Linked DNA regions of Homo sapiens: all the other regions are linked to region 1. The links are chromatin contacts, found by Hi-C or POLR2A ChIA-PET in ENCODE. All regions are on one chromosome and are shown on one strand. The core of a region is the stretch at or near the end of the contact, and the rest is flanking DNA. Distances in the headings are between cores, read along the strand shown.

Region 1 (3,399 bases), core at 370-2,869:
GGCCTGTTTGTCTAGTCATGCACCAGTACCACATTGTTTTTTTTTGGTTTTTTTGTTTTTTTTAATATACTTTAAGTTCTAGCGTACATGTGCACAACGTGCGGGTTTGTTACATATGTATACATGTGCCATGTTGTTTTAATCATAGAGGCTTTGTAGTATGCTTTATATCAATTAGGGCTAGCACCACCTCAGAGCTCTTCCTTTTCAGGGTTTTCCTAGCTAGTCTTGTGTATTTTTTTCCCATATAAACTTTAATATCAACTTGTGTTGGTCTTTTAAAATACTCATGGTTATTTGTATTAAATTTATAAATTAACTTATAACGGACATCTTGATCAATTTAAGATGTGCCAAAAATAAGGCATGTTGTTCCATTGGGGAAGTTATTGGCACTTCGAGATCCGATGTTCTCTCTTAGATACTTCCTTAGGTAGTTTAGGTCATTAAATAAAATAATAAATATTTCTTGAGCAGCTACTATGCCCTTGGCACTATATTAAGCACGATAGAAGTAAAAAACCAGATTCTGTCCTCAAGCAGCTTAGAATTTCACGAGAGAAACAGACTAACACACCAAAAGCAAAGCAGGCATGCTGTATGAGCAAAGAGGAAATGGGGAGTAAGGAGGGCTAGAGCCACAAGGTAGTGAGACTGGAATCATGTGCCCTGAGGTTGTGTAAGATTTAGGCAGGGCAGCAAGGAGAAGGAAGGGATCCCAGTGAGGGGAACCCTGGCAAAAGCTCAGAGGAGGACTGAGTGTGACAGGTTTCACAGGGCAGAGGGCCCCATCCAGACTGTTAGCTGGAATCCTGGATGAGGCCCTCTTCCAGTCTCCGAGAGTTATGCCTCCATATTAACAGTCCCCAAACACTAATTATGTATTCATTAAAATGATGTTAGTGAATGTTTGCTGGGTTTCCAGATACTAGCCCTTTAGAATGGTAATTTCTGTACATTGTTACCTTTTCAGGGAATGGCCTTGAGTTGTGCCATCCAATACAGTAGCTACTTGCCATGTGTGGCTGTGGAGCCCTTATGATATGGATAGTGCAACTGAGCAACTGAATTTCTAATTTTATGTAATTTGAATTCACTAAATTTTAATTTTAAAATGAAAGTAGTATAAAATATTTTTCATTAAACCCAACTTTATTGTGTGGGGAGGGCTACATTTTAAACATAGTATTGTATAACATATGATTGCTGTATCACAGTATGTGTGTCCAATTTACTTTTTTTAATGTGGCTACCAGAAAATTTTAAATGACATATGCTGCCCACATTGCATTTTGCTTTGACAGCACTGGTCTAGAGTCTCACAACTCAGTGTGGTCTGGCTGGACTCACGTGAGAGCCATCCCAGACTCTGCACTTGACTAAGTCAGGATCTGCACTTGACTAAGTTCCCCAGGTGAATCTTATGCACAATAAGATAAGCACTGATCTGGACGACCTCAGAAGACATCCAGCCACTGGTAGGTACCCAGCATGACCCCCCCCAATCCTTATGGGAGGAGGCTGAGGGAGCAACAGGGAGACCCCTGACTGCCGTTGTGACATCACAGAATAAACCCCACGGGTCACCCAACCCCGCCCTGGCTGGTGTCTGGCCCTCAGGACATCCTCTCCAATCCACCACACACCACCTTACCCCTCTGCTGGCAAGAGGGGACCTGATTCATCCTCACGCTAAACACTCATTCTACCCAACTGATTGAGACAGAACAGAAGATAAACTGAAACTTCTCTGCCTTCCCGCTGCAAGAGTGAATGAGCGATCCCTCTCAACTGACTCAAAATGTTTGCCTCACCCAGGAGGTAGGTACAGTGATTTTGAAATCTCATGAACATCTCATACACATATCTTTACTGCTGGATTTGTAACACAGGTTACACTAACTCATCAATTTCATGTATTTCACATGGTCACAGTAAAGAGCTTGGAAATGCACTATAGGGTTCTACAAAATGGAATGAAAATGTGTCACTCAGCCCAGTTTTCATAGATAAAACTGGTATGTCCATACCTTGGCCTATTACCTTTTCATCTTCCTTCATTAAAACTTCCATTTCTTCTTCCCTTGTCTCATCATCTTCCTTCTCCTTTCTGTTCCCAGGGCTCCCTATGCCTCTCCTTTTTTCCTTTCATCTGCATTATTCCCGTTGCCAAAATCTGGAGCCTGGTAAAGGCCCAGTAGCGGTGGCAACAATAGAGCTGTGTGTCACCCCAGTGAGCTGAAAGAGCAGACATCAAGCTCTATGCCAGAGAACAGTGGGGCATCCCCAAGGTCCTGCTGGAAGGCAGCTCTGATCTGGAACTGGGAAGGACAACACACAGTCAAGCTCTTTCTCGTCTCAGAGAATCCAGCAGAATCTTCAGGGATCCTTCCAGACCAGGAAGACTCTCACACTCTGCAGAGAAGTTGCGGCTTGTTTAGCATTTGACCTACATTCAGAAACGACCAGCCTCCCAACTTTCAGCTCTAAGGATTACTTAAAAAAACAAATGGTGTTCATTCTCAGATATCTTGCCTTTCTCAGGAGAGAAAAATGAAGCTTGCAATTAGCCAGCAAACTAGCACATACACAAACACACACACACGTACATACACTCCAACACAGGGAGCAATGTGGTATGTTGTTGACCAGCTGGAAGTTAGGATCTCAAAGGAAAGAACAGGATAACTTAAGAGGCACTTCTGGGACTGCAGAGCTGAGCTGGTGGTTCTGAAGAGCCATCGGAGTGTGGGTTCAGGCAGCTTCCCTAATTCAGAAGCAGCCCCAAGTGAATAGATGACAAAGAAGTGGATGTGAACATGACAGAAAAAGCCAGTCATGGCTTAGAATAAATTTTATTATTGTTCTTTATCAGTGGTTTTCCAGGAGAGACACAGAGGGAATATGGGAGCGTCTGGTTGCTAATATGTACCTGAGAAGTATAAAGTACACTTAATCCATTGCCTCAATCTGCAGGAGGTCCCATAAATCTGGCCTGCAATCTGTACATTTTGTTAAAGGTGACTGTGCCTTGGCTTTTACTGAGTGGCAGCCTGGTGATGAGTCAGGCGAACAGTCCTCAAAGATTGCCAGTGTTGACTTTACCATTTACTAGCTTTGTGGCCTTGAGCAAGTCAAACCCTCCGAATCGGAACCCTCACTTGTAGAATGGGGATGCCACGTCCCTTTCAGGCTGGTTGTGAGGATTAAGGAAGATGTCTGAAGGGTCTAGCAAGGTGTCTGCTGGTAGCACAGGTGCACTTCCCCTTCGTTTCTGCTTAGAGGCACTCTTCTTCTACCTGTTTTCGATTTTCACAGAACTAAGAAGGACAACTCTTTGCCCTCATTTACCCCTGAGGGTAAATTTAACCCTCTGGGAGGTTAAGTAACTTGGCCAAA
Region 2 (3,889 bases), core at 1,067-3,566, 1.5 Mb after region 1:
GTTGTACTCTTTTTCCGACTGGAGCACAATGAAACAAACCACTCAGTAGCAGTCTGCAGCCAGCACACCACCATAAGCCCATCAAAACGGTGGGGATGCAGTATAGAAGAGGATCAAGAAACGTCACAGAAAGCATTGTTTTTTGTTGTTTTTGCCCTAAAGTTACTGATCTGTAGTTGGCAGATTTTCCTGATGTCGGGTTTATTGCCACTGAGCCAAATACAATTTATTTATTGAATATCCTACTATTTAGTTACCTCTATGTTATGAAGCGTCAAATAAATTAGATTATCTATACCGCAGGATTTTCCTGAACTCTGTGTAGAATCTAATTTATACCGCAAAAGAAACTGGTTTTGAAGTATTAATATCAAAGTACCCTAAGTTCTTTAGTGTGGCACGCCCCATGCCCACAGACATACATACTGCTACCTCCAGTTATGTACAAACACAAAAGCCTAAAAGTTCCATTAGGCATTTTTGTGAGGCAAAAACAAAGAAGCCCAAACCACCTTTTGATTTCACATTAGCCTATCCTCAAACCCATGAATATCTTTTCTGATAAGAAACACCAAAATGTGATTCTAATTATAAAAAACCTAGTAAGCACGTATGATGAACTACTGCGTTTCCCCTACACAGACTCTAATTGAAAGGCAGTGTTAAACCAGGAAGGGTTTTTCTAACTCCCCACAGACGAAGAAAACAGGTTATTTGTTCATTGTTGCTGTAGTGTCCATTCAGTGAACACACATTAAATAGGCCAAACCAAAAACAAACTTCAGCAGCTTCAGCCTCTCACAAGAGCGGAAGGCTTTCTACCTGGGTACTGGTGGAACAGCGAAATGAATAAAGTGTACAATAAATGCAGCGATGGGAAAAATAACACGGGTAGATGGATAAATCATCCTGCCTCCCAATGGTGGCAAACTTTACAACAACTTTTTAGAAGCAACAAACCGCAGCACCACAGTCTTTACAGATATATAGACATGCATACACACAACTACTGGGTAGCCCAGCAGTGTGTTTACAAACATCTACCGCCCTGCATTTACAGAGTGCTGCTTAGATAGCCTCTCTGCACTGTCAAACACAGAAGGTCATTTTGCCTGGTTGCTTAGTTCTTCCTCTCCCTCCATCACAGGAGTTTTCTACTTTGGGATTGCTCAACTTTCATATGGATCGGAGTAAAATAACTATTCAGCAACTTTATTCACCTTGGTTTTAAAAAAAAATTCATTGTGCAATGCCTAGGAAAAGCTGACACCAGGACTGTCTCTCCGACAGCGCTTGCAATTACAATCAGACGAGGGGGAAAAAAATCCTGTCTGATCAGACCCAGAGAGTCCTTTAAAAAAATAAAAAGATTCTATCGCAGTGGAAACTGAACAACTTTTTTTCTAAGACGACCACCCCTCGGGAACAAAAGTTATATTTCAGTCACATGTTGGGTGTAGGAATAGGGAGCAGGTTTTTTTTTTTTGTTTTTTGTTTTTTTTTTTTTTAAGCGCACTAATTACGGGGGTGTTTTACGGTTCTGGAGACAATCCGGGTTGCTCTGACCAATTGTGACCGGCATTTCATTGTCAAAAAGCAAGGGGGTGGGGGCCGAGGAGCCGGCAGGGGCTCGGCGGTGGGGGGGAGTAGCAAGGTTACGCTAAAGGGTACAGCAGCCACCGCGAGCTGCATCTCTTTCCCTCTCGCCCCAAATAATTTCCTGCGAACAGAGCAACTGCAACAGCCTGCTCTGAGGAGCCCAGCACGACTGCCCTGGCCGGTGCAGCTCAGGGTTTCCACCACGTAGAAGGAGGGGAGAAGATTTTTACCTTAATGCTACACTGAGCAGGAGTCTCAGACATGTCTCACAGCGAGAGAGATCAGGAAGTTCTCAGGTTTTTTCCACTTTCCTTTCCTCTCCCCAACCCAGAAAGGCTCCACGGCCAGCCAGACGCGGTCATTTAAGAAGTTTCTTCCAGCATCTCTCCCGGCAGCCGCCCCGGGGGTCTGGAGCGCGCGGGGCGGGGCGGGGCGGCCGGCGGAGTTGGGCGCGCGGGGCGGCGGGGGCGTGGGAGACGGGCCCGAGCGCGGCGGCGGGGTCTGCAGGTCGCGGCGCGGCGCGGGGACCCGGGACGCAGCCCGGCCGGCCTCCCGGTCTCTCCTCCCACCCGCAGCCGGCGCCCCCGCCCCCCGCCCTCCCGCGGCTCTCCCTCGCTCTCTCGAATGTTTTCCTTCCTGGAAGAGAGAAACTGAAAGGCAGAACTGAGAAAGCTCTTTGCTCATTGATCTTGAGAGTTTCAGTGCAGAAACTGACGTGAATTCCCAGCACTGAGCTCTGCCTCTTAAAGGAGCCACCAGGAAATAAAAGCTCGGGTTACAGCCCGGCATCGGGGAAATAAAAGCTGCGCGGGGGAGGGGCGGCCGCGGGGGCGCGGGCGGAGGAAACCCGGGTAGCGGGGCCGCGTGGGGCCGCGGCTGCGAGCGGGGCGAGCGGCGCAGCCCCCCAGGCCGGCCCCCGGTGCGGGCGCCCGCCCTCCACGCCGCGAGACCTCCCGCTGGCCGAGCCAATTTCCGGGCTTAAGGAAGACACCTTTAAAAAACGTTACATTGTGGCCCCAGACACCACAAAACAGGTTTTATTAAACTCCTCCCACCTCCCCTGGCTCCGTCTCTTGGATACATCGATGTGCACAAGGGTTTTGAAACGTTTCACTAAGCGCAGATGCAACGAAAGTAATTATCTATGAAGGGCCATTCCGGTTAGGACGCGGAATCCGAAGGAGGAAATAAAACAATAGCCTTTGTTCTGCTTCTCGACCGCTGCCTCTTTAAGAGAATCCACCAGGAAATGGGAGATCGGGTTACAGCCTGCACACGGGGAAATGTGGGGAGAGCGGGCGCCCGAGCGCGACGCCGGAGACAAAGCCGGGGCGGCCGCGCCGCAGACGCTGGGGGACCGTCGGGCGGGGGGATTCCCGGGGAAGGTGGGCGCCCCGGAAAGAGGTGGCGCCACGCGCCCGCTCGGGGATGCGGCGGCCGCGGGCGCTTCCCGAGCCGAGCACGCGCTCCGGGAAGGGAAGGCTGCAGGGCAGTTATCAAAGGCAGCTGAGTTCCTTTTCCTGACCTCCCCCTCCTGTTTCGAAATCCACTGCCCTTTTAAAGAAATAGCGGCCGCTACCAACCGAAATAGGTGACTCGACTACAAAGTTGGCAGGACGTGTTCCTGCAGATAATACCCCTCCCCAGGACCGCTTCTCTGAAACCGTCATTGGCCGGTTGATTGGATGGCCCTGGGATCCTGCAGGGGGAGGAATATTTGGTTGGAAAAGCAGTTGAGGGGGGTTAAGGCCGTTGGGGCTGAAGGGTCTAGCCCTGAGCACAAGTGATCTGATCACTCTATTATTTTTATTATTATTTACACTCTCTTAAAGTGTCCACCACAAAAAACTGAGAACATTATCATTATACTTAAATTCTAACCTTGTTAGCACATATTGGGGGTTTAATATGTGGATGTGTAATGTAAAAGGAAATTTGTTATAATTTCTTAATAGAGTAATATATTAAATATGGTATAAATATGTATATACGCATATATACCCATATATGTTACCTGCACTGGACCAGGACACATTTCCCCGAGTCTCCCCACCCTACAGATTTTTCCTACCCACTTTCCTTCACCTCTTCACATTATCAAATGTGTTGAGACTTGTACACACAATATTTTTGTTCACACATTGATCAGATCATTACGAACGAGGCTAGGGTGGGAAAGAGTGCTGTTGCTGGGATGATGGGAACTGGTGGTTGTGAGCCTCCAGGAACCTGAACAGGTTTTGTCAACTGGTAGTCCTGCCCTCTCTCCAAGAGATCTCTGTCTTGTCCA
Region 3 (3,686 bases), core at 310-2,809, 1.7 Mb before region 1:
TCTCGGCTCACTGCAAGCTCCGTCTCCCGGGTTCACGCCATTCTCCTGCCTCAGCCTCCCGAGTAGCTGGGACTACAGGCGCCCGCCACCACGCCCGGCTAATTTTTATGTATTTTTAGTAGAGATGGGGTTTCACCATGTTAGTCAGGATGGTCTCGATCTCCTGACCTCGTAATCCGCCCTCCTCGGCCTCCCAGAGCGCTGGGATTACAGGCGTGAGCCACCGCGCCCGGCCCCATTACAATAATTCTTATCTCTTCAAGATCTGATAGACTTTTCCTCTTCCCTCTGAGTCAAATATTAAAATCATGAGTGAAGTTCGACCATTCAGGACTTTTTCCAGCCATTCAAGACAGTGTTCCAACTCTTTTATCTTTAACAAAAAGTAAAAGAAAAATAAATACCTTTTGGGTTATGAAGATGGGCATGGATTGAAACAAATGTAAACTATAGGCATTTATAAATATAACAAAATTTTACCATAAAGTCTTCCTGCTGTAAAGGCTTATCTTCAAGACCAGGGACAAAGAAGCCCCACTTACTAAAATTCATTGCTCAGAATCCTAATTAACTACCTGGGAAAGACTTATGACTCATCCTCTAAATAACAGCTGCTTTTTAACACAGTAAAACCTTTAGAGAAGACAGGGTCCTGACACCTTTGAAGAGCGGTGACACCTTACAGAAACTTTCGTTTTTGTTCAGGGATTCTCTTGAGAAAGGAAGGGATTCAGAACCTCCTGAGGGGATTTGCAGTAGAAATCATTATTCCAAGTCATGATTGTGGCATCCATTGTTTTACAAGAACTTTGAATTTTTAAGTGGAAAATGTGAGATGAGAACCTGAGATTTGAATGACATAAGACATTGACAATATTTCAACTAAATAACCACAGGAAGTTACTTGGTTGAAAAGCACACAGGCTCTTGCAGGGCAGGAAAACCTGCAAATTGCGCAGAAGCAGCTGAAAGGGGAATGGCGGGGGTCGGGGGGAGGTGGGGGTGGAGTGTAGGTGGGGGACGGGAAGCTGCACTTTCTTTTTTCAATTGAAAGAATTTTAATTATCTGCAGGGCCGTAAAAGAGAAAAAAGTCCTCTCCCCCTACTATGTCTTCAGAAGACCCACGTGTGAAAAATTTTAAATTTTAAGTAATTGCTTTGAAATCTCGGATGTAAAGCTTTTCAGGTTTTTATAGAGTTTCATAGTAAGTCAGGAATTCCGTTTGAAAAAACAGAAGGAGGGAGGGACAGAACAAGGAACGTGCATAGGATCTGGCCTACTTTTATTTAAGCGCTGAGAAAAGGCAATATAAATTCTTTTAGCTCATACTGTTTTAACTTTAAAACGTATCACCATGAACCTTTCTCCAAACATCAGAAAAAATTTTCCCAAAAGAGCAAACAACAAAAAAATCAGGCTGGTTTCGCTGACTGCTTCCTGGACTTAACAACTATAGCATGTCTCCAGAGGTGGGGCCTAGAGCTCCGCCCACTTTTTTGATGTTTTCAAACAGGTCCGCATCGAGAGACTATAAGCCCTGGTCTGCGACTGGCAATCACAGTGGGCAGCCCGATTTTCTGCTGAGTAGGCGCTGTGATTTCAGAATGTCTGGGCGAGGTAAAGGTGGCAAGGGGCTGGGTAAGGGAGGCGCCAAGCGCCACCGGAAGGTGCTGCGGGACAATATCCAAGGCATTACAAAGCCGGCGATTCGCCGTCTCGCCCGACGTGGGGGCGTCAAGCGCATTTCTGGTCTCATCTACGAGGAGACCCGGGGAGTCCTCAAAGTCTTCCTGGAGAACGTGATCCGTGACGCGGTGACTTACACGGAGCACGCCAAGCGCAAGACCGTCACGGCCATGGATGTGGTGTACGCGCTGAAACGCCAGGGTCGCACCCTTTATGGTTTCGGCGGTTGAGCTGTCCCCACAGCTTCTCTACAGACTCCAAAAGGCCCTTTTCAGGGCCCCCAAACTGTCACAGAAAGAGCTGTTAACACTTCCTAGATAACGGGTAAATATCAACCCTTTGATGTCGCCTTCCGGATACCGGAAATGGGATATTCGCGGCCCGAGCATCTGCTCGGGATTAGACTTGGCGGGCACGGGGAGAACTAGACCTCAAGGAGGGGGTTCCGCCTGTGCTTAGGTACGACCCTGGAGGTGCCGCGCAACGCAGTAGTGACCTCCCAAAATCCAGACACCGGATTTTGTTTAGAAGAGTGCTTGTACAAAGCCCTAGTGTTAGAACTGGTCATGGTCTTCTAAGCGGCCGAGTCGTTGGCCCATAAGCACGTATCGGATGGCTTCCATGTAAATCAGGGCTTAGGTGACTTCCTGCTGGCCTTCAGGGGTGAGCGTCACGCGTCAAGGGCGGTTCGTGCGTGTGCAGGGCTTGCTAAGTCGCAGGAAATGGGAGGTCGCAGCACGCCGCTACCTGCAAGCCCGAAAGCTGAATGCAGCTCTAGTGTGGCGCGTAGTCTTACTGGGTACTATTTTACTTAATCGCTGACGTTGAGTGAGAGGTGACCAAGCTCAGATGCTGAGATTAAGGCGGCCGGGCGAAACTCGCGACACCCTGCGATTCCCTCTTAGCCAGCTGCGTAAAGTTGCCTACGCCAAGCGGGTAGCGTCCTGCTCGGCCACCTGGCGGCGGGCGTGGAGTTGGCAGGCAGGCAGTGGGGGTCACGCCGGCATGAAAGGCCAGATCACCTGCAGGTCGCCAAGTTGCCGGGAATCCCCCGCTCCGAGCAGTGTCATGCCCATCACAAATAACCCTATCGCAGCCGGGAGGTAAGCCCTGGCTTCCGAGTAAAGGCCCTGTTCAGAGCAGCCTGGGGGTCTAGAAGGGAAACGGGTGGCGGGTTAGGTTCTAATAAGTTCAGTGAGAATGTAAGAGAGACAGCTGTGGGATTACCAAGCGCGTGGTCCTACCCGGTACTCCCGGGGTGTAGTGAGGGTCTTGGAGAAAGGTGGGGCTGGTGCTACCAGTTAAGCGCACTTTCCAGTAGGCGAGGGTAGGGGGCGGAAGACCTGGTGATCAGCCTGCGTCCAGGCCGTAGGGGTCGCCCCGGCCTCCGGTAAAGCTCCGTATAACAGCCTCGCTCTACTCCTGGCTCTGTCCTTCCTAACTTCTCATTAGGCTTGGCACCCCAGGATGCGGTGTGATCCATGCCGCGTTAACTAATCTGCCCCTTCTCTACCTTTTCTTTTTTCCTTTCTTTTCGAGACCAAGTCTAGCTCTGCCACCGAGGCTGGAGTGCAGTGGCACGATCTCGCCTCCGCCTCCCGGGTTCAAGCGATTCACCTGCCTCAGCTTCCGGAGTAGCTGGGATTACAGGCCTGCGCCACCACGCCTGGCTAATTTTTGTATTTTTTTTTTTTTTGGTAGATACGGGGTTTCACCATGTTGGCCAGGCTGGTCTTGAACTCCTGGCCTCAAGTGATTCACCCGCCTCCGCCTCCCAAAGTGCTGGCATTTCAGGCGTGAGCCACCACGCTTGGTCTTGCTCTAGCTATTCTAAACATGAAGAAGTCATATAGCTTCCTTGGTGCGGTGGGCTGAAGTCACTCTAAGGGAGTTTCCCAGCCCCAGGGGTTAAAGAACTGGAGTCAAGATTGGAACCCAGCTGGCGAAGGATTCCGCACCGCTAGATCTTGACATTTGCCTCTTCTTCTGCCAGGAAGGC
Region 4 (3,898 bases), core at 1,125-3,624, 1.1 Mb after region 1:
TTGGGTACCTTTTTAATCTTTATCCAGGAAGTTTGTAAAAACATTAGGATAGGGCCCAGGGCTGAGACCTTTGGTTCTCTAATAGGGATCATCTTCCAGGTTGATCCAACCATAATCAATAGCCTTTGAAATGTATATGTTCAAATGGCTACAGACCCATTGAAGTATAATAGCATCCACCCAATATTTCCCCCTTTCATCTCCAGACCATCTTCTTTTCTACATGTATTTAATGGCCACTATCTGTCAAGGTCTGGGATTGACCTGGGAAAACAGGGTAAATAAGACACTGGGGTTCGCAGCTGGTAGACAAGATGGAAACAGAAAGTAGTCGTCATAGCAATGTAATGAGGGCTAAGTGGCAATTTGCACCAGGAAGCAAGGGAGGCCATGCCCAGCTTTGCTGGCAGTGTCCAGGAGGTTTTCTCAGTCAGTAAGATGTTACAGATGGTGTCATTCAAAAAGGCATCCATGAGAAATGTCCAATGCCATATGAAATCCGGGTGCGACCTCTCTGGCATCCTTCTGATCTAGGTATTCAATAAACACTTCTCGAATATAATTTGAAAAAGTAGGGAGCATCTAACATGCCAGGGAGCAGATGAAATTGAGGTTGGAGAGGATGGAGGCCAGTCTTTGAGGGCAGAGACAGCGGAAGGATAGTCATAGAAGTGGAAGTGGAGAGGAGAGATCCTAGGTGGCAGGAAATCAGGTCTAGGTATAATAATAAAATGAAGTGGGAGCGAGGCAGAGTAAAGAGCAATGCATCTCTCGAATCTTTGTGTCCTGGGCACCAGGGGGGCTGATGGTGTTGGTACTCAAGGGCGCGAGGAAGGAAAAAGAAGTTTCAGTTTCAGAGGCCTACAAGAGATTTAGTGGAATGTACGTTTTCCCATGCTCTTTTCCCTTCTGATTCTGACTTTGATTTCAGATCTCCTCTAGTAACTATTGAATTGAGAGAGGATGACTTCTAGGTATGCGCCAGGTGCAGTGGGAGATCTGTGATGCGCTCCGTCCTATCTCCCCAGGGAACTCTTATACCATGCAATGCCGTCTGCAGTTCTCAGTACCCTGGCTAGATCTGTTCTCAAGTTTGGCCAGTTTCTTTTTTTTTTTAATTTTATTAAAAAAATTATCTTATGTTTATTAAATTTTTTAAAAATTATTTTCTGGTTTTTAAATCATATTTATTATTTTTTATTTCTTGGCCACCGTTCTGACATAGAACGTGCAAGTGCCTATGCAAACCATTGTATCTGTTGCGGGGGTGACCAATTCATTTCGGTTTGCCTGGGACTTTCCCAGTTTTAGAAACAAAAGTCCTCCCTCCCCCGCCCCGGCCGCCCCATGAATCCCTTCGGTCCCAGGTAAAGCAGGACTGTCAGTGATCCCAGAGGTAGGTGAGGAGCTAGGGGCACTTGGTGTGCACAGCACATCCCAACTGGCACTGGGAAGGAAATGGAATTGCTAGAACAAAGTGCAGCTCCTAAGTCTTATATGTCCAGACTGAGGGGAGTGCCTGGGAGGCCGCAGGGAGGAGCCCAGGGCAGCTGTATGTGGGGAGTTGACCTCAGGTCAGAAGCGCATGGCTGGGCTTGGAGTACAGCTGTGGGCAGGCTGCAGTCGGTCCAGTCACCTCTCCTTGGGGGCTAAGCCAGGCCTTCCCTTTTCTGAGCTCTTGATTAATTTAATGGAGCAACTGAAAGAAGAAGAGGACACAACAAAGGATTGAGCTGGGCTCTCCACCTCTCAGGAGTTTCCTGGGAGCATGTTTTCCCCCAGGAAGCCTTCTTGTCACTGGAGGACATTGATTGTTGCAGGAAGCTGAGGGAATCGAATAGTCAGGGCAACTGTCCTCTGCAAAAACCCTGGGTCAATAAAACCAAAATGACTGCAAGATATCCTGAGAGAGGTGGGCAAAGAAGGCACGTGGATGATTTTTCCTCCTGCTTTTCCCAGCGTTTCTACACACACACACACACACACACACACACACACACACACACACACACGCGCACTTGGGGACAGGTATAGGATGGTTACATTTTGTCTCTCTTCACTTCCTATATGAAGCATAAGAAAGCATTTGGTAAATCTAGTCCTAAGTGTGTTGCCCAAGTCAAATCCAGCGACCCCCTCGCAGCCCCCTCCCCAGAGGTTACATAGTTCCCACAGGGTGCAAGAAAGGGTTATTGAAAACAGCAGGTTTATTTATTTTTTTTCCATAACTTCAGCACTTCTGGTAAATCTCTGATCCAGCATCTAGTGGTTAACCACTGATACAGGAAATGACATTTAACGTTTTTATCACTCAGCCAGAAATGGAAGAACAAGGCGAGTGTGTGTTTAGGGAAGATGGATGGCTGCCCACCACCTTCGTCTTAAAGGCACCCGGCTCTTTTTCTGATTGCAGGGGCTGATAGGCAGCTCACTTCCCCTCTGCCTGCTCGCTCCACTGACGACAATGAGTGGGAATGTCAGGAGAGCAGGAACCCAGGCGTTGTCAGCTATTGATGGGGGTGAAATGGGCAGCATTTGGTTCCCCTTTTTCAGGAGCCGTTGCATGGGGGGACAGGCAGGCCGGAAATGAGTTCGGATGCTCGTGTTCAGGCACATGGAACCACAGCATCAGCCTAGGGTGTCTGAACCCGGGAGGCCACGTGGCCGGGATGAGACTGTGAACAGAGCCCCACTGCCCATTGCTAAGCTGAGGACACTCAGCAGAGACCTCATTAACCCTCCAAGACAACCAGCCAAGCAAGAGTGTTGAGCACCGCAAACCACAGCGAGAGAAATTACAGCTGCTTTCACTTGCAGTTTTCCTTAGTCACCCGGTTGTTCCCCATTTCTTGCCTTTTGGGGATGAGGGGCTTTCAGTGCAGTTACTAAGTGGATTTCTTGTAACAACGGCAACAGTTATAGATAGTCACTCACTTTGTTAAGTGGTAAGTAGTTTAGATTCATGATGTTAACCTGCTCTAGGTCTAGAGCTGGTAAGTGGTATGGCCAGCCAGGATTTGAACCGAGGTCCATCTATGGCCAAAGCCAACCCTGCCCTCCAGACATCTGATAGCAAGTGCCGCCCTAGGCCCCACTGCCCTGCCCAGCCTTTTGCTGATTAAACAATCTCTTGGCTGGGTGCGGTAGCTCACACCTGTAATCCCAGCACTCTGAAAGGCCAAGGCGGGCAGATCACTTGAGGTCAGGAGTTCAAGACTAGCCTGGCCAACATGGTGAAATCCTGTCTCTACTAAAAATACAAAAAATTAGCCAGGCATGGTGGTGTGTGCCTGTAATCCTAGCTATTTGGGAGGCTGAGGTGGGAGGAGTCCTTGAACCTGGGAGGCAGAGGTTGTAGTGAGCTGAGATGACACCACTGCACTCCAGCCTGGGTGACAGAGCAAGACTCTGTCTCAAAAAACAAACAAAACAAAACAAAACCCTTGAGGTGGGTCTGGGCATCAGAGTTTTATGTTTCTTCAAATAGTTCTAGTGGGCAGCCAGCAATGAGCACCGCTGAGCCATGCTGTGATTTCTTGAGCTCAGAGAGCCAGCCGGGTTGGCCTTTGTTGCCAGTGCCCAGGGAACAACCCTTAATGTTTGTTACACAAATGAGTCTCTGATCGCTCTACTTTGGTCTGCAGGGCAAAACCTCTACAGAGAGGGAATAGAGGAAGAGATGAGTCACACCCATTGAGAGCCTGAGGGTTCTCAGCAGATTCTAGCTGTGAGTGCCCCTGGTGAAGTGGGGTAGGTAAGATCAGGCCAGGCATTGTTGGCAGAGACATTCTCATATCCGAGAATGAGAGCCCCACATTCTCGGATAACATTTCCCTTCTCTTAGTAGGAAGTAACGTGATCCCATTTTTATGAAAAGGATCACTCAGGTGCGAAATTG
Region 5 (3,511 bases), core at 333-2,832, 1.9 Mb after region 1:
GCCATAGAACACTGTTTGCTGGACACAATGAGTGGAATATAGAACAATGCAACTATTTTAACACTTTACCCCTCTTAGTGGTTTATTAGTTAATTTTTTCCTGAAAAAAAAAATGCGTATACTACTTTTTCTGCACTTTTCTATATCAGATCTTGATTTAAAACTTTACCACTCTTGGTGATTTATTATTAGTTTTTTTAATCCGAAGAAAACATGTGTATACTCCTTTTTCTGCATTTTTCTATATCAGATCTTGATTGGCTCACCACCATTACACACACACACATCTCTTTTCTCCCATCCTCCCAGCGTTATAGAATCATTTGTTGTAAAATCAGTATTCAGTATTTACATAATTATGACTGACTTTACATGACTACTATTATTCACAGTTGAGGTATACCGTGTATACAGTGTAGTTTTTAAATTTTTATTTTTCTCAGCGTTCAAAATTATATGTTCTGTTTTCTTAATTTTGAAAAATATGCATTCACTAATTTATCCCCACACTCTTTGGAAAATGAAAGCTCTCTAGGCTGTATTCAAATACACCAGGTACTCTATCAATTTTCATTTTTTAAACTATTCTACCTGAGCTCTCCATCTTTAGCCATTTCCTGTTGACTTCATACTGTTCTCCCCTACCACTCTCCCTCTTTAATATATTACCGTTTTAGAAACTTTATGGCTACCCTGTAAGTAATAAAAATGTCTTTCCCCACTCAACAACAGACAGTACCTTTCAAGTTTCCACTTTATAAGGACATAACCCCCATTCCATTTACTTCCCCCGCCCTCCTTCAACATTCCCACTTGTATTTTCCGGCTGTATTTTTAAAACATGGTAAATAACATTTGCACTCCACTTTGTAACCATAATTAAGTATGCCCTTAAACAATAAAAACCATAAACAACATTTGTATTTTACGATTATTTAAATGTTATTCACTGAACAGCCAAGCTTTGTGCTACTATGGGATTTCGTTTTCTGCGGTTCCAAGTCTTGATCCACGTCCTGCCACAGGATCACTGAAGTAGAGCCCATTTTCTTACACTCTCGCCATTAGTTCAAAAGCTTGCAGCATTTTATGTCTGGTACTTGGAGGATGATTTTCCTGTACAGTTTTGCGTTTTTTTCACCGAAAATTTCTGATTATTATTGTTTTCTCTTGTGGGATGAAATATGTACCTTCTATATCACAGCCTTAATACCTTCAGCTTCTTATTCATTGAAATCTTGCTTACAATCCAGTCCGAGGATTCCCGGTTTACTGATTTTCTTTTTCCTGCAAATTTTAGCCTTCTGTTTTGTTTTGAAATAATGCATCCTCTGCGCTTTGTCACATTCTGAAATTCGTCAGGTGTTTTAGGATGCACACTTTCTTAGATGTTTTCGAGGGTCTTAACTGCAGTTCTGTTTCCGGAACAGCGTATTCTCTTTCTAGGGATTGTAGGCTCCCGGCCGCCCCCTGAGGAGCTCCGCTAGCAGCTAAGAGGGCAGCCACGAAGAGCGCCTGAGCACTCTCGCGAGACTGTGGGGCTCGCCATTGGCTGCTCCGCCGCGCCGCAACGGACCCTGGGAGTCGGCCATCATGCTGGCCCCGGAGGCCGTTAGCTTAGTCATGGCTCTAAATATGTACCTGCAATCGGATGTTGAGGATCACCGAGCCCGCGACGTAGAAGTACGGGAAGTTCATGCGCAGCTGCCAGGCCAGCTCGAAGAAGGCGAGCAGGGTGCGGGAGAGCCCCTTGCAGAAGACGCCGTACGAGGTGGGTGTCGCGGCGGGGCTTGAGGCCCTGACGGCCAAGGAGGACGGAGCCGCCGCGGGGGCCATGAGCCAGGTGTCGCCGCCCGCCCAGCGTCTGTAGCGAGGGTTGCCGCAGGGCCCGCGGACCTCCTAGCGACGGCTGGGACCGGCAGGACGGTAAGCAAAGCGGCTCCCGGGCTCACACCCAAGCTTGCCGCTGCCGCCGCTCGGTGCAGTGCGGCGCGTAGCCCCGGGCGCCGCTGGCGCTCCGCCCCTTCCTGTCTGCTTCTCACTGTGGCATTTACCATTTAGAGCTCAACTGATGGTAGGTGGCTCTGGAATAGGATGTGTTATATAGCATGTACGAACATCCATGCAGATAGTTCCACTTTAAAATGAAAAAATCTAAGCGAGATGTAACTTGCCGTAGGGCACAAAATTTGTAAGGGCCAAAGCTAGATTAAAACTTTAGTTTGTCTGCTGTGTTATGTGGGATGTTAGGAATCTTACCCTTTTGATTTCATAATATTAATATTAGGGCAAGATGATTCCTACGCCAATAAAAGCACAAGGTCTCTGTATTCATAATATACCATAGACATAAAAAGGATCACAATCTTAGTCTTTGGATTTTTCTATTTATTAGGAATATTTAAATTGCAAGTGACAGGAATGATAAACATTCAAGCAAAAAACTAGTGGACACACACGCGTATATACATAAGGACATACATACAAAATTATATTCCCAGCCATGTAAACCCTTAAAAAGTTCAGATTAGCTGTGGAAGCTTCAGCCATTTCTGCATGGAGATGCATCTGTGAAACCTGTGGCTAGGCTCCAAGAGCTGGAATACTACTCTGTACTTCCAAACTCTTTTTTTGTTGTTGTTTTTGAGACGGGAGTCTCGCTCTGTCGCCCAGGCTGGAGTGCAGTGGCGCGATCTCGGCTCACTGCAAGCTCCGCCTCCCGGGTTCACGCCATTCTCCTGCCTCAGCCTCCTGAGTAGCTGGGACTACAGGCGCCCGCCACCATGCCCGGCTAATTTTTTGTATTTTTTGGTAGAGATGGGGTTTCACCGTGTTAGCCAGGATGGTCTCGATCTCCTGACCTCGTGATCTGCCCGCCTCAGCCTCCCAAAGTGCTGGGATTACAGGCGTGAGCCACAGCGCCCGGCCTGTACTTCCAAACTCTTAATACCATTAGAGTAACAGCACAGTGAATCTCTAATAGCCACAATACTTTTGTTATTTAAATGGTGCACATTTCATTACCTTCACTTATCTCCCATTTTAACTAGAAAGCACTGTATTTTTTAATCGCACACACCGTCTTCATTCATGGATTATTCAAATGTGTGATTTCTGATCATGACCTTAAGGTTACAGTCTTGTTCTGAAAAGCATTGTTGAGATACCACACATCGCACCGTGCACTGCATGTCTAGCAGCTATTCAGAGCACAAGTACGGTACCCTAGAGTACCTCTGTTTCTATATAGTCTACTGATTATATGACTGGTAGAAATAACGTGCCACTGATAAATTTGTAAAAATTAATTTTGTGTTCCCAGCTAGTATTCTTTTGCTACTTTGCTGCTCCAGTACCACTCCAGCGAGGTAGCACTTAGAGGAATTACTTATGACAACTTCTAAAATACTGGTATAGAGACTGAAGAGCGATGTAAAATAAATGATCAATTCTGAGAACTGGGAGAAGATATATAGTTTCAGTTCACACATATAATTTACTCCCTTTGAAA
Region 6 (3,574 bases), core at 786-3,285, 1.3 Mb before region 1:
TTTCAAATACCTCTTACTACCTTCAATATTAACCTAAAAAGCAATCATCTGTATATTCAAATGAAAACATACGCTTATATACACCAAACTATTTCATTTTTCTGGAAATGTAAAGTGTACCATGCCCTAAGATCAAAGATCAAAGTTCTTTTGTTAACCGAAATATTTATGTGTATGTTCAACTCGAAAATGCCTGAAATAGCATGTGGTAGAAAGGGGCTGCTAGGTAACCACTCCAGAAACATAAAAGGGAGAAAATTACACAACTGCTCTCTAAATATACTTCTGTGTAGAAGACCTCAGAGATCCAAGAATTACATCAGGTCAAATATTCTCTTGAGAAAAAAAGAAGAATCTTTCCTACCTCCATTCTATCTCATATGTGACGTCATTTAAAAATCCACCAACCAAAAGTATTACTTTCAATTACATCTAGGTAATATTTACTAATGGTATTTGTTTTAGGCAATAAAAATTTCCCTAAATTAACCGAGATTATAAAGCAAGAGGCACGTCTTCATTTGACAGTAGACTGATTCAAACTTAAAGAGTTATAACCAACCAAGAAACCAGTTGTTGTATATATGAACCACAAATGAAGTCTATGGAAAACATTTGCAAGTTTCTTTGCTTAGTAAGAAAGAATTTGCACAACGGGAGAATCATATCAAATCTTATATAACTTCCCCCAATTGTGTTACATAAGATTTAACTATAGTTGACACTACCATTTTAAACTAATCAGTAGCATATTTATAATTACCTTCCCTAAAAAACTATTAATAAAACCAGGAGCACACTTACAATTAAAAAATCAAACACAACTGTATCTTACACACATGCATACAGTACAGTGTTTAAAAGAAAAAAACAGATTTTTTTTATTAATGGTCCACTTTCTTCAAAGAGGCCTCAGGGTAATGGATGTTCTTTCTAGAATTCTTCATCAGAAAAATTTACCAAATAAATGTTATAGCTTACATATCATAGCAAACAAAAATGCTAAGAAAATGAGTTGATTAATTTCAAAAGTAACAATAATCTAGCTGAAGCAGTAATGAACAAGTCACCTAAGAAACTTAAAACATGTAAAATTCAAATGCCCAGAAACATACAAACTGATTAAAATTAAAACTTTATTTACTTAGGATCAAACATTTAAAACCAAAATAATCCTCAGATTGAGATTTCATTTTCGATTATACTGTAATTTCTTCCACTATTCCCGTTCCCCCAATATTCCCAAAACTAAAATTGTTTCTGTTTTGTAAACATTCCACACATCCATAACAGAACAGGTAAAAATAGGGTTAAAAATGTATTTGCAAATATGCAGTTCAAATAAATGCACTTCCCGTGAGAACACCACTAGGTGCTGATCTTTACCACCGTAAATATAAACCTGAATCCAGTAATACTTTAAAACTGAAATTATAATCAAGAACCACAAATGAAAATCATTTTTACAGAAAATTAAGTCCACAATTTTTCAAAAAATCGAAAAAACAGAGAAGAGCTTGAGGTCGGCCCAGGAGTACAACATTAGAGTAATGTTTTTCTTGAAAATTGTGAGAATTTAAGGTTAACACAAAGAAACCCCTCAAGAACGAGGAAAATTAAATCTAGAACCCAAATGGCGTCCAACAAGAACATTAGATCTTGAAAATGAATATTGCGCTTGCGCAGCCACCGCCCCGCCAGCTGCACAACTGCAGCTAGAGCCCGACCCCGCAAGATCACGTGCTCCCATGCAGCGCCGCCCGCAGCTCCGCAACCGCGCAGGCGCAGACACAACTCCCGCAGCCGCCATAATGCGGTCTTGACTCTTCAGAAATACAATAGTAATTTAAGAAAATGTGGTTTTAACAGCCCCTGGGATTCACATATACCTTTTGGGGCGGAAGCTGAGGGAGGGGGAACCAAGTTCCTTCCTACAGAGCCGTCCCGCGCAGCCGTCCCCGACGTTGCCGCCTCAGCTTTTCGCGCGCTTCAGTCGCCGCGCCGCCGCTGCCACCGCCGCCGCCTCCGCAGATTCAAAAACAAACCCGCTTCTCCCTTGCACGCGCCGGGGCCGTTATGCAAATTAATATGGGCGGGGCTCCGGGGGGTCGTGCTATGTACCCCGCCCACTGTGCTATCAGCCAATAAGCTCAAGGACTAGCCATTCCCCATGCAAATTCTGGTTTTTTATTTGAATGAGGGACATTGGCCCCGCCTCCTGCGTGGAAAAGAGAAGGAAGCCCGAGGTGGTGGCGCTGCGTCTCTCAGTTGCAGTGTGAGGTGTGTTTTTTGAGTGGATCTTCCTCAATCAATAAGTAGCACTTTGTGAGCGCCCTCTATGAGGCTTAGAAAAGAAAGAAGGAAGGAGGTAGGTGAGAGTTTAAAGAGCAGAGGGAAAGATTTTCATAAAAGCCAGGAGTATGTTGATTTATTCATCATTTATGTTTTAAATTCACAGAATGTACTTTGAATTGTATTAATAATGAAGGAATGAAAAAAACATACTTTCTTTCAGTTGCTTGGTAACAGAGCAAGCACTTTTTATCATACTCTCTCACCAGAAGTTGTATTCATCCCATTTATTCAATTTCATGCTGGGAGTCGGCCTTTAATGAATTCCACAGGAGGTAGTGGACAAGTCACTGCCTTACTGGTTAAGAGATCTGGGTTCAAGTTCAACTACTGCAGCTTCCTTGCCGGTTCCTCGGAATAAGTGTGTTACTCAGTTTTCTCACCTGTATAATGGCAATCATGACTATAGTTGAACTAGGTTGGAAGCACTAAATGATAGAATAAATGTACATATGTTTTGGCCAGGTGCCGTGGCTCAGGCCTGTAATCCCAGCACTTTGGAAGTCTGAGGGGGGGTGGATCACCTGAGGTCAGGAGATCAAGACCAGCCTGGCCAACATAGTGAAACCCCGTCTCTACTAAAATTACAAAAATTAGCTAGGCATGGTGGTGCGTGCCTGTAATCCCAACTACTCAGGAGGCTGAGGCAGGAGAGTTGCTTGAACTGGGACCTGGGAGGCCGAGATTGCAGTGAGCGAAGATCTCACCACTGCACTCCAGCCTGGGCTACAGAGCAAGACCCCTTATCAAAAAAAAAAAAAAAAAAAAAGAATAAAAGTACATATGTTTTGCAAGGCAAGAATAGCCTGAAAATAATATTAGATGGTACCGTGTGGTTATTGTTTTTTTATGTAACTTCTCATTATATGAATGTATTGGTTCAGTATTTATTTAGCAATCACTGTGTTGTAGATCTGTTAGGTGCCTGTCCTCAAGAAATCTGTACTCTAGTGAAGAAGACAGAAAACTGAACAAGAAATTTTTGTAACTAATAAGAAATTAGAATAGGGTTGTTAATACTTATTTTTATAACTGGAACCATTCAATTTACTTAAAATATAAGGTGGCCTTTAGAAATATCACCTAGGGCCGGGTGCAGTGGCTCACGCCTGTAATCCCAGCACTTTGGGAGGCCGAGGCGGGCAGACCATGAGGTCAGGAGATCGAGACCATCCTGGGTAACATGGTGAAACCCCGCCTCTACTAAAAATACAAAAAAAAA
Region 7 (3,392 bases), core at 480-2,979, 1.2 Mb before region 1:
GTTTATAGTGAGTTCTCAGTATTATGGTTATTACTGTTTTTTAAAATTTATTTATTTATTTATTTTTTGAGACAGAGTTTCACTCTGTCGCCCAGGATGGAGTGCAGTGGTGGCATCTCGGCTCACTGCAACCTCTGCCTCCCTGGTTCAAGCAATTCCCCTGCCTCAGCCTCCCGAGTAGCTGCGATTACAGGCGCACACCACGACGCCCAGCTAGTTTTTGTGTGTTTTTTTTTAGTAGAGACGGGGTTTCACCATTTTGGCCAGACTGGTCTCAAACTCCTGACCTCAGGCAGTCTGCCCCCCTCGGCCTCCCAAAGTGCTGGGATTACAGGCGTGAGCCACCACACCCAGCGGTTATTACTGTTATCCTCTCCAGCCTACTGCATCTTCATGTGGGGCAATTCATTGTTCCCTACCAAAAAAGAAACAAATCCTAAAGAAAGAAAAGACCTATCAGAATCCCCAGCAGTCCAGATCTAATAGTTAATGAAATGGACGTAGAAGAGCTTCATGAGTTACTTATTTGTGTAATAAACATTAAATAGAAAATGTCAGCAACATGTTTCGTGTGTTTGATTTTCGCACATTAATAATGTAGAGTGGATTGTGTTCCAATTTTCCATCTATGTATCCATGGTAAAAGGAATAAAATAGCATTTTCACATCTTTCAGCTGATCTTCTTCCTTTTCCCTTCCCCAGTCTCTTAGGAATATTTCTGAAACCTACAGCCCTGCTTATAATTGAGCCTGTGCATGGGAGAGTCGTAAGCTCCATGCCCTGCCCCCCAGCTCGCACCAGGGCTGACTTCAGTCAGAGAAGCCCTGGGTCTGGAGGCATTTAGTGCCTCTGGAAGATTCTAAACATCTTTGGACACTTAGGGGAGAGGGAATTTACACACACACACAGTGTCCCACCAGGCCGACCTGGACTTTGTGTACAACTCCTAGGAATTTTTGGTGGGGAAGGGCTGTACTGGTTCGGGAAGGTTCTGAGCCAAACTTGGCCACAGGCAGTGCACAGCCTCCACAGCTGCAGACCACAGTTCAGTCTACTAGACAGTGTTAGAGGAGCCATTTCAGGGTGGGACTGATCAGATCTTAGGAGGTTCTGGCACTTGGGGGAGGGGAGCGGAGGACAGGATTATCATTCCATTGTTACCTAATACTGCTGTGTCTCTTAGTTGAGAAAGGCATGTACGGCTTGTATGTATTTCTGGACGCAGATGAAAAGAGAATGTTGACAGTATTGGGTATGGGTACTGCCATTTCATGCATAGGGCTGAAGGAGGTCCGATAATGACTTGTACAAGTGCCACTTGTATGTGGGGCGCTCCCACAACGCCTATGTTCAGTGTATTTTGAGGTTGTGCAATACAGCAAAGCTGTTGGAAAGGTGGTGTGAACTGCAGGGTGTGAAGTGCTGTTCCCTCTCCTTCAGACCCTCTCGCACATTCCCCCCCCCACCACCAGGCACACACATGAAACTACAGGAGACACATAATCCTCCCCTCCCCCAACATTGCAGACAGCTTTCTCTGAAAACTGATACCCTGAGGCCCTTTTTCCCTTACCAGCCACAATTAGGAGCAGCAAGACAGAAAATGCGGACTGGATTATGGCACAGAGACAGTGCTGTGTGATTTCTCTTTCTGGAAGAGGCCACTGTCCACGCTCCAGGCCTTATATTTCATCTGACTTTGCCACTACTGGCAGCAGCTTTAGGCTCCAGCGAGTCCAGGCCAAATCCAGTTCTTTCTGCGAAGTCCATGCTGGATTTTCTCTTTCACCCTAGTGAAGTCTCTGCCGAGGCTGTTGTTCTCAATCCAGCTCAGAAACTGGCTCAAACCGCCCTGAACTGGATTTGGTGGCTGTTGAGACACAGTTTCTGCCTCTTTGTTAGGGCGGATCCGGCCTCATTCGCGCTTCAGTTTCCCTCCCTCCTGTTTTCCCAGAGTCATCTACAGCCATTCCCCTCCCCCGGCCTCTCCAGTTTGGCATTTTTTTTTTACCCTTCCCTGGGCCAAGACCCCATAAAGCAGATTAAATTCTTTAATAAAAAAGTGGATTTAGATTGTAAACCTTCTGCTTTTATTACATTAAGTTCTGCTTTCCTCAAAGTTGTTATCTAACCAGTTGACATGGTGCCCTTAAAATCTTGGCTCGCATCCTAACCTAGAAATAACTTTAATTTTCACTCTGGATGGGAATAACTTTAAATTTCCCATCAAAGACTGAAGGGCTTTGGTGCAGTACATTGTTCATTTCCGTTTTGTAACCATATTTAAATTAAAACAATTTATTCATTTCTTTGCTGATAAATGACATAGTATGTGTAGAATTTTTAAAACAGTCACCTATACTGGCTTGTCTATTGCAACTGTGCAATTCCTAGAGGAAGAACTAAAGAACTGGGATGTTTTTGGTTTTCGAACCTGTAATTGTAACCCTGAATCCGATTCTATGAATTGTACAGTGACGAAGGCTGTTGGGGGAACACGTGGGGACCATTCCTGACAGAATACCGGTGGACACAAAACTGGGAATGTGACGAAATAAGGAGGATAGGACACGCCTGGGTTTTTGCAAGTTCCCTTTATAGAAAATTTAAACATTTCTTATGTTTTGGAACTAGATAGAGGTGACGGTTCCATAACACTGTGAATGAGGTAGATGCCACTTAATTGCACACTTTAGAAGGGCTAGTTTTATGTTATGTGGATTTTGCTTCAATAAAAAAGGGGCTTTGTTTTAAGAATTTCTCATTTTCTTTTTGTGTTTTTTGAAAATTCAGAGAAGAGACAGATAATAACCCTAATCTGGGTGTGGCTTCGTTGCGTGCTTCACGACTCTCTGGTCTCCCTCTGCTGGCCAAACTGCGCAACATGTCACCATGTCCCAAGGCCTCTTGAGAATGTCTCAATTTTATGTCGAAGCACAAATGCAAGGCTACGTTACTAAGAATCACTCTCCAAACCTGGTTTCATGTGCATTTTACGTGTGCAATATACTGAAAGAAGAATCAGATGTTTTGTTTCTATGATGTTACATAGGATTAATTATATATTAACGATTTAAAATTTGCCCCTAAGTCTCAAAACAGAGACAAAACCGTTGTCATTTCCCCTGGGCTTAAAACCAGAGTGAAATTGCTCATTTAAGTGTTTAGTTTCAGTAGAGCATAAAGCCCTGGAAAAAAAACAATTACAACAGTAGATATGGAAAAGCTATTTTTGTACACAGGAGGGGAGGGGTTGGCTTTGTCTAGTGAGTCAGTACGCTCAGAAGGATGTGGGTGCCGGTTTGGGCTAAGATAATCTTCAAAATGTATGTTAAAAGGACGTGAATTCATCAGTTGAATTTGTTTTTGTGAGATTTAAGAGTCATCAGTT

The links. Hi-C counts contacts between places; a loop is a spot of excess contacts on that map. ChIA-PET counts read pairs that join two places held with the same protein, here RNA polymerase II (POLR2A). Pooled maps may share reads with other maps.
Region 2: a loop to region 1 is called in a map of naive thymus-derived CD4-positive, alpha-beta T cell, with 21 times the contacts of the local background. The contact joins the promoter of ETV6 here to the promoter of GSG1 in region 1. A Hi-C loop is called at or near these places in 1 of 168 maps with a recorded cell type or tissue (naive thymus-derived CD4-positive, alpha-beta T cell), 2 of 37 single-sample maps with no recorded cell type and 7 of 50 pooled maps.
Region 3: a loop to region 1 is called in a map of natural killer cell, with 20 times the contacts of the local background. The contact joins the promoter of H4C16 here to the promoter of GSG1 in region 1. A Hi-C loop is called at or near these places in 4 of 168 maps with a recorded cell type or tissue (CD8-positive, alpha-beta T cell, ascending aorta, naive thymus-derived CD4-positive, alpha-beta T cell and 1 more) and 14 of 50 pooled maps. POLR2A ChIA-PET finds 5 or more read pairs at or near these places in 1 of 52 experiments (HEK293).
Region 4: a map of naive thymus-derived CD4-positive, alpha-beta T cell shows a loop between it and region 1 (33-fold over the local background). The contact joins the enhancer-like site here to the promoter of GSG1 in region 1. A Hi-C loop is called at or near these places in 1 of 168 maps with a recorded cell type or tissue (naive thymus-derived CD4-positive, alpha-beta T cell) and 5 of 50 pooled maps. POLR2A ChIA-PET finds 5 or more read pairs at or near these places in 2 of 52 experiments (B cell and T-cell).
Region 5: a map of CD8-positive, alpha-beta T cell shows a loop between it and region 1 (15-fold over the local background). The contact joins the promoter of PRH1-TAS2R14 here to the promoter of GSG1 in region 1. A Hi-C loop is called at or near these places in 2 of 168 maps with a recorded cell type or tissue (CD8-positive, alpha-beta T cell and naive thymus-derived CD4-positive, alpha-beta T cell) and 11 of 50 pooled maps.
Region 6: a map of naive thymus-derived CD4-positive, alpha-beta T cell shows a loop between it and region 1 (10-fold over the local background). The contact joins the promoter of ATF7IP here to the promoter of GSG1 in region 1. A Hi-C loop is called at or near these places in 1 of 168 maps with a recorded cell type or tissue (naive thymus-derived CD4-positive, alpha-beta T cell) and 10 of 50 pooled maps. POLR2A ChIA-PET finds 5 or more read pairs at or near these places in 1 of 52 experiments (MCF 10A).
Region 7: a loop to region 1 is called in a pooled map, with 10 times the contacts of the local background. The contact joins the enhancer-like site here to the promoter of GSG1 in region 1. A Hi-C loop is called at or near these places in 5 of 50 pooled maps.

What each region holds. Positions count from the first base shown.
Region 1 is chr12:13,101,887-13,105,285 of GRCh38, reverse strand. GSG1 (germ cell associated 1) reads left to right here and starts at 1,619. Exons shown (of 7, transcript NM_001080555.4): 1 at 1,619-1,821. The coding sequence starts at 1,774. It overlaps LOC105369666 (a long non-coding RNA gene), which reads right to left. Exons shown (of 2, transcript XR_931369.3): 2 at 2,840-3,299.
Region 2 is chr12:11,648,101-11,651,989 of GRCh38, reverse strand. ETV6 (ETS variant transcription factor 6) reads right to left here and starts at 2,316. Exons shown (of 8, transcript NM_001987.5): 1 at 1,830-2,316. The coding sequence starts at 1,862. RefSeq lists silencers at 1,964-2,123, 2,134-2,183, 2,394-2,603, 2,894-3,133 and an enhancer at 3,314-3,413.
Region 3 is chr12:14,769,004-14,772,689 of GRCh38, reverse strand. H4C16 (H4 histone 16) reads left to right here and starts at 1,559. Exons shown (of 1, transcript NM_175054.2): 1 at 1,559-1,970. The coding sequence starts at 1,606. The coding sequence ends at 1,917. It overlaps LOC105369669, which reads left to right and starts at 2,033. Exons shown (of 3, transcript XM_047429947.1): 1 at 2,033-2,790; 2 at 3,681-3,686. The coding sequence starts at 2,537. RefSeq lists enhancers at 1,747-2,076, 1,741-2,337, 2,338-2,933.
Region 4 is chr12:12,009,192-12,013,089 of GRCh38, reverse strand. No RefSeq gene overlaps it. Among named protein-coding and RNA genes, the nearest start is that of BCL2L14, 60 kb to the left of the region's middle. RefSeq lists enhancers at 1,463-1,612, 2,773-2,822, 1,976-2,856, 2,843-2,962, 2,857-3,737 and 2 more. Within about 2 kb of position 2,374, at least 21 of the 41 ENCODE cell types and tissues checked have a DNase peak (open chromatin) inside an H3K27ac peak, as active enhancers do.
Region 5 is chr12:11,169,682-11,173,192 of GRCh38, reverse strand. PRH1-TAS2R14 (PRH1-TAS2R14 readthrough) reads left to right here and starts at 1,582. Exons shown (of 5, transcript NM_001316893.2): 1 at 1,582-1,771. It overlaps SMIM10L1 (small integral membrane protein 10 like 1), which reads right to left and starts at 1,999. Exons shown (of 1, transcript NM_001271592.2): 1 at 1-1,999. The coding sequence starts at 1,836. The coding sequence ends at 1,630. It overlaps PRH1-PRR4 (PRH1-PRR4 readthrough), which reads left to right and starts at 1,568. Exons shown (of 10, transcript NR_037918.2): 1 at 1,568-1,771. It also overlaps a transcript of PRH1 not described here.
Region 6 is chr12:14,364,143-14,367,716 of GRCh38, reverse strand. ATF7IP (activating transcription factor 7 interacting protein) reads right to left here and starts at 2,035. Exons shown (of 15, transcript NM_018179.5): 1 at 1,890-2,035. LOC124902884 (a long non-coding RNA gene) reads left to right here and starts at 527. Exons shown (of 2, transcript XR_007063220.1): 1 at 527-2,368. RefSeq lists enhancers at 320-459, 1,816-1,875, 2,346-2,405, 1,637-2,454.
Region 7 is chr12:14,256,193-14,259,584 of GRCh38, reverse strand. No RefSeq gene overlaps it. Among named protein-coding and RNA genes, the nearest start is that of ATF7IP, 110 kb to the left of the region's middle. RefSeq lists a cis regulatory region at 1,186-2,115. Within about 2 kb of position 1,729, at least 40 of the 41 ENCODE cell types and tissues checked have a DNase peak (open chromatin) inside an H3K27ac peak, as active enhancers do.